Linked DNA regions of Homo sapiens: region 2 is linked to region 1. The links are chromatin contacts, found by Hi-C or POLR2A ChIA-PET in ENCODE. All regions are on one chromosome and are shown on one strand. The core of a region is the stretch at or near the end of the contact, and the rest is flanking DNA. Distances in the headings are between cores, read along the strand shown.

Evidence for each region. A loop is a pair of places that touch in the nucleus more often than their neighbours do. ChIA-PET counts read pairs that join two places held with the same protein, here RNA polymerase II (POLR2A). Pooled maps may share reads with other maps.
Region 2: a pooled map shows a loop between it and region 1 (2.0-fold over the local background). The contact joins the enhancer-like site here to the promoter of MSH2 in region 1. A Hi-C loop is called at or near these places in 4 of 50 pooled maps. POLR2A ChIA-PET finds 5 or more read pairs at or near these places in 2 of 52 experiments (CD8-positive, alpha-beta memory T cell and T-cell).

The regions. Positions count from the first base shown.
Region 1 is chr2:47,400,958-47,404,465 of GRCh38, reverse strand. MSH2 (mutS homolog 2) reads right to left here and starts at 1,310. Exons shown (of 16, transcript NM_000251.3): 1 at 1,064-1,310. The coding sequence starts at 1,274. RefSeq lists enhancers at 724-783, 150-858, 859-1,569, 1,574-1,623.
Region 2 is chr2:48,351,850-48,355,405 of GRCh38, reverse strand. The region is part of intron 3 of FOXN2 (forkhead box N2); the gene reads right to left. Among named protein-coding and RNA genes, the nearest start is that of FOXN2, 39 kb to the right of the region's middle. RefSeq lists a silencer at 2,120-2,169. Within about 2 kb of position 2,070, at least 5 of the 41 ENCODE cell types and tissues checked have a DNase peak (open chromatin) inside an H3K27ac peak, as active enhancers do.

The sequences.
Region 1 (3,508 bases), core at 61-2,560:
CCGTCTTTGGCGATCCTGCCTTGGCGCCTCTTGTAACCTCTTACAAGCTCACCTCCATAAGCCTCCAACTTGAATTGTAATTATTTCTGCCTTGCTGTCCAATAGTGATCTCTATGAAAGTAGAGGTATTTCTTTTTTCATCTAGTGTCCATAACCCTGCCTAACACATTTATATCTAACGAATGAAACATTTTTCATCAGGAGTATCGCATTTGCACTAGTCCTCTAGTCAGGACTAGAATCCACAACTCTGCTCCCCCTAGGATGCTCTTTTCATTAGCATAACTACATAGCTGCAAGAAAGCGCAAAGAAAACAGGGAGAGAAGAGGTTAACTAGGCCTATCCAGAACATTTGGCCCACATAGGGTGAGACGTTTGTAGCTTTCCAGGGAGAGATAATCCTGGATAGATGGGGTCGGGTGACGGAGAGCACTGAATGCTGAGCTGAAGCAGATAGCGTCCATGACTGGCCCAAGGTCACACGTTAATAAGCAGAGGGGCAGCGACTTGATCCCAAGCAGCCCAGCTCCAGAGTCCGTTGGTCCTGACCACTTCATCATACTGCTCTTCAACGGCGCTCCATTACCAGACCCTTAGCTGGACCGGCGGTATAAATGGGAGCGTCGTGGGAGCAGAATTACGTGTCATAAAAGGGTCTCCTAAACCCCCAGTCTATTTTAAATCTCACTCCTGGCTGCTGTTTGTTAATAAGAGATTCTGGCCGTGTTTGTAATGAGCGCTACATGTAGGGCCAAGGCGAGGAATGCGACTGCTGGAAAATGAACTAGAACAATGCATTAAAATGCCTGGCACGACGTAAACACTCCGTGATCACAAGTTCAGATCCGGGGCGGCTGGAGAGGCACGGGTTTCAGGGCTGAGGGGGGCGTCCCTCCGGAGCCAAGCAGAACCTGGGGACGGCGGAATCCGCACAAGCACCAACGTTCCGCCCCCGTGCCTCCGCACTGGAGAGGCTGCTCACCGCCCACTCTCTGAGGCGGGAAAGGAGCCGCGCCACAAGGCCCCGGGTCCCTCCCCAGCACGCGCCGTCCCGGCCCTCACCTGCCGGCCCCATGTACTTGATCACCCCCTGGGTCTTGAACACCTCCCGGGCGGCCAGCAGCGCGTCCTCGCCGTGCGCCGTATAGAAGTCGCCCCGGTCGAAAAGGCGCACTGTGGTGGTCGGCTTCTCCGGCATGCCCTGAAAGAAGCGCACGAAGCCGACCTCGGCCGCGCTCTCCAACTGCAGCGTCTCCTTCGGCTGCACCGCCATGTCGAAACCTCCTCACCTCCTGGTTGAAGAAAATGCGCGACCCCACACCCACTAAGCTGTTTCCCGCCTCCCCTCCCACGTCCCCCGAGCGGCGTCCGGCCACGGCGACCACACCCAATCAGCTTCCAGGGCTGCGTTTCGGTGGGTGGGAGTCTGCCGCGGCAACCAATCATAAGCAGACGCGGCCCAGCTTCCCGCGCACGCTGGTGACTTTAGCTACTGCGCATGCCTGCGCCTAGGTCGCGCGGAAACCCGCAGACGCGCATCCTTAGTAGAGCTCCTTTCTGTGTTTACTCAGCTGCAAGGCTTGAAGCCCCTGGGTGGGGTGTATGCAAGGGTAGGTTGCCACCAGGTGGGAGATTTCCGGCAGGCACTGAGCTCGTAATGTGCCCGGAAGCATGGGAGTAACATCAGAAGGAAACTTGAAAACAAAAAAAAAACTAGCCTTCCTCCTCCTCCCAGTATTTTGTTAAAACGTGTGCCCCTCTCCGACTGCCTCCCTTTTTCTTTCTAAGCAAACTGCCAACATCGGGATTACGGGTTTATTCTACACAGCCTCCTTACTGCTGCCTGTTAGCCACATTATCGTTTCATCCACTCGTTGATGATTCACTCATTCGAAAACATTTATATGGCCTGCTATGTCCCAGACTCTTCTTGGCTCTGAGGATCGCCAGTAAAAAGAAAAATCACTGCCTTTATTCTGCTTACATTCTAATATGAGAAAATTCAGATAATGAATATAGCAAGTAAATGAAATGGTACGTTAGAAGATATGCGTTTGTGGCAGGGCGCGGTAGCTCACGCCTGTAATCCCAGCAATTTGGGAGGCCGAGGTGGGCGGATCACTTGAGCCCAGGAGATTGACACCATCCTGGGCAACATGGTAAAACCCACGTCTGTGATCCCAGATATTAGCAGGGCTGAGGCGAAAGGATCACCTGAGCCCGGGAGGTCGAGGCTGCGGTGAGCCGTAAATTGTGCCACTGCACTCCAGCGTGGGCGACAGATTGAAAACCCTGTCTCAAAAAATACAAAATAAAATAAATAAAAAGACAAACGTTTGACGCCAGGCGTGGTGTCACACGCCATAATCCCAGTACTTTGGGAGCACGAGCCAGGAGGATCGTTTGAGCCCAGGAGGTCTTCTGCCGTCAGCTATGTTCACGCCACTGCACCGCAGCTGGGGCGACAGAGCGAGAGACCCCGTCTTGAGGGGGGGTAGGGGAAGACCAGTTAAGGAAGAGGAAGGTTGAAATTTTAAAATGTTAGCAAACAGCCAGGCGCAGTGGCTCACGCCTGTAATCCCAGCGTATTGGGAGGCCAACGCGGGTGGATCACCTGAGGTCCGGAGTTTGAGACCAGCCTGGCCAACATGGCGAAACCCCGTCTCTACTAAAAATACAAAAATTACCGGGCATAGTGGTGGGCGCCTGTAATCACAGCTACTCGAGAGGCTGAGGCAGGAGAATCTCTTGAACCTGGGAGGTGGAGGGGGCAGTGAGCGAAGATCGCGCCACTACACTCCAGCCTCGGTGACAGAGCGAGACTCTGTCTCAAAAAATAAATAAAATGTTATCAAACACCTGAAGGAGCTCAGGATCCATCCTGCAAAATTAACTCTTAGAAAAGGTTTTTGCTGGCCGGGCGCGGTGGCTCACGCCTGTAATCCCAGCACTTTGGGAGGCCGAGGCGGGCAGATCACCTGAGGTCAGGAGTTCGAGACCAGCCTGACTAACATGGTGAACCTCCGTCTCTACTAAAAACACACACAAAATTAGCCGGGTGTAGTGGTGGGCACCTGTAATCCCAGCTACTTGGGAGGCTGAGGCAGGAGAATCCCTTGAACCTGGGAGGTGGAGGTTGCAGTGAGCCGAGGTCGCGCCATTGCACTCCAGCCTGGGCAACAGGGTGAGACTCTGTCTCAAAAAAAAAAAAAAAAAAAAAAAAGGTTTTTGCATTCTCCAGTTTAGTTTACCCTTTCCCCATGGAAGTGGTTCCAAAACCTAATTCAGCAGCAGAATCACCCTGGGGAGGTGGGGGGGGATTTAAACATATTCCTGTGCCCAGCCCACACATAATGGGTCTTAATTTCTGGAGTAGAGCCTTGGAACCTTTGTTTGTTTTTTTGAGAGGAAGTCTGGCTCTGTCACCACACTGGAGTGCAGTGGCGCAATCTCGGCTCACTGCCTCCCGGGTTCAGGCGATCCTCCTGCCTCAGCTTCCCAAGTAGC
Region 2 (3,556 bases), core at 821-3,320, 950 kb before region 1:
GCCAATATATTACCATTTCTATATTTATCCCTTTTTTAAAATTGTAAGATGATTTCTCTCCTTTTCGTTATCAAATTCTACCTATACTCTGGACTGCATCCTTTCCCATTCTCTAGCTCTCACTTCCTTAATTTCTTCCTTTCTCTGAACATTCAAAACACTCAGATTAATTACATTAAAAATGTATACATTTAAAAATTATAGATGTGACCAACTCCCTTTTGAGTATTATCACAAATCATACTATTGGACATATGGTTTTGTAACTTTTACTAAAAATAATACCACTGTGAATATTTTCACATACATCTTCTTGTATGCAACTATGAATGTTACTCTAGGGGAGAAATCAGAATATGATCTGCTAGATCAAAGAAGAGCCCATTTCTAATTCTAGTAACTACTGCCCTCAAGAATGGTCATATTAATGTACTCCTATCAATGATGTGAAAGTATCAATATTTACTCATGTCCTCAAATATTTAAAATTTTTGAATTCTAATAGATAAAAAAGCATTTTTTGTTCTTTTAATTTGAATGTCCCTCACACACATTACTAGTAAGATAAACATCTTTGTTTATGTTTATTGCCTATTTGTGTTTCCTCCTCTGTGAACTGCCTATTCATATACTTGCCCATTTTTCTATTAGATTTTCATTTTCTTATTAAATTATATGAGTTTCTTCTATAATGGTATACTGTTGATAGTAAACATTGCTTCTCAACTCCACATTTAGCAAAAGCTAAACAGCCTGTCCCTAGCCAGTTGTTAAACATTTATCAGCACAGCACTTTTTTTTGTTTTTGAGACGAAGTCTCGCTCTGTTGCCAGGCTGGAGTGCAGTGGCACAGTCTCGGCTCACTGCAACCTCTGCCTCCTGGGTTCAAGTGATTCTCCTGCCTCAGCCTCCCAAGTAGCTGGGATTACAGGCACACGCCACCACACCCAGCTAATTTTTGTATTTTTAGTAGAGATGGGGTTTCACTCTGTTGGCCAGGCTGGACTTGACCTCTTGACCTCGTGATCCGCCCACCTCAGCCTCCAAAAGTGCTGGGATTACAGGTGTGAGCCACCGCGCCCAGCCAGCACAGCACTTATTATATATTTTGAATCCTAATCTTTTGGCTGCTACTTTCTCAACAACTTCTTCTTAGCCAATCATTTTCAAGTGTTCTGCAACATTTGACACTGTTGGCCATTCACACTTCAGCTTAGCTTCCTTGGCTTCATTACACCATACTTTTCCTAGATTATTCCACTCAGAAGCAATGCTGATAAATTCCAAACTTAAGAGCTGTAATCTCACCACATCACCTCTATTCCTGCCTATATTTCTAAGTACCTAGTAGATGGTTACCTTTTATGTACCATCATAAGTATAAACACAATAGTTCTAAAAGTATAAAAGAATTAAGTGACACAATTCAAGAATAAAATCACTAAGGAAATTCTAAATGCATAAACAATAGCAAACAATGACACTGTTAACTATAAGGGTAAATTTAAACGGAGACTACATAAAATAATTATGAAATATGTACAGTGTTTAAAAAAAAAAGACAGAGGATAACAATACCAACACAACAGAGGAAAAAGAATAAAGGGAGATCAATTTCAAAGAAGGCAAAGAGAAGGAAGGATAGGGAGATGATTTTCACTGTAGCAGTGTTTATAACAAAAAATTAGAAACCCAAATGTTCATCCACATCACAATTAAAGAGAATTATGCATTAAGATGAAAAAAGATGCTGAGCTTTTAAAAGGTTATTGAATAATATCACTCCCCCCTTTCTCTTTCACACACACACACACACACACACACACACACACACACACACACACACACACACAGTCTTAAGTGACTATTCTACTAAGGCCTTGACCTCAGAGAGCTCTCATATCTTCCCTAGTGGGAGAAGCAAATCTATACATAACTGGGATATGTATGTTATAAAGGTAACAAACAGAATGCTATAAAAACACAAAATGAGTACAAAAAAGCAGGAAATGCTTGAGAGGTGACTTCTGAGCTGGGCTTTGAGGAAATGTTCTCTCCACTGAAAGTGAATTACGAAAATGCAGTGTAGATAGAGGAACAAAATAAACAAGGACTATTTATAGTATACTGGAATAGCAAGTAGTCTTGTGGGGGTAGATCATGGAGTAGTGAAGAAAAAAAACTGCAAAGACAGGCAGAAGCCAAACTGGGGAGGGTCTTGAAAACCATGTTAACAAGTTTGGCTTTTATTTAGTAAGTCATATTTACTAAAGGTTACTAGTTACAAAAACTGAAGTAAAAATGAGGCTCAGAGAGTCTAACTTTACCAAGTCACACATCTATCTGGATCTAGGAACATACCTGAATCCAATCCTTCATGCTGACTCCTCAACTTATATAATAGTTCAATTTGATGAGAAATGAGGGGAAGACCTGAACTAAGGCCAATGTTATGGTAGAAACTAAAAGAAATGGCCAGAATCAAAAAGCAACTTGTAGGTATTTATAGGTGCTACTAGATACTGCTTTTTCTTGAATCTAACCCCTGGCTTTGACAGGCTTTCTAGACCAGGATCAATTAATACCACGTATCTCACTTTTTTGGTTATAAAATAAGGAAGTTCATCAGGATAATGTCTATATTCCTTTCAAATTTGACATTCAAATAACTTAGGCATTGCAAAGAGCAGGTACCCAAGATGACTCAGATTTCTAGCTGAGACCCAAATAGATCCTTGGAGAAGAGAGAGGAATAAAGTCCAATTTCGGACACACTGAATTTGAGATACCTCCAGATCTAATAATTAGTTGCAAATTTACGTCTGGGCTTTAGGAGAAAGATCTAGAAGTCATAAGATCACAGACGACATATTAAGCCATGGGAATTAATGAGATTAAGAAAATACTAAATCAACAAAAAAGACAAAATAGTGAACACTAAAGTTTAAATGGCAAGTGGCAAAAGAAAAAGATGGAGAGTCCACACAGGTAAACAAAGAATTAAGCACAGTGTTATACAAATCAAAGAAAAGATGAATTCCCAGAGCTAATCATGTCATATAATGCAGTTTTAGGTTGAGTAAGACAGAAAAGAAGTCAGTGGATTTAGACATAAGGAGGGCAATGATTACAAAGTGTTCAAATCCCACATCTTCACTGAAACTATCTCTGTTTGCATGGTACTACTAACTGTAACATTCCTTTGGCAAATGAATTCAGATATTGTTTAAGGTAATATATTGCCCTATCATTCACACTGTCACAAGTCAAATACAGAGAAACTCCATCATGCTCCTGGCTTAAAAACTCTCACTGGTTTGCTCTCAAAACTGAAGTCCAAACAACTGAAGCCCAAAACTGAAGTCCAAGCATGATATTCATCACACTTCTATTCTGGATCACTCTGCTTTTCCACCCTGCTCTCGTACATTCCTCACCAACAGAGAATATGCCTACTGCCCCAAACTCCCAGCAGAATATACTATTGCCCTTTGGCATATGTTACCCTTCTAAAACCTGTTCTCTTTTTTCAAAGCACACTTCAATGGCAAACTTT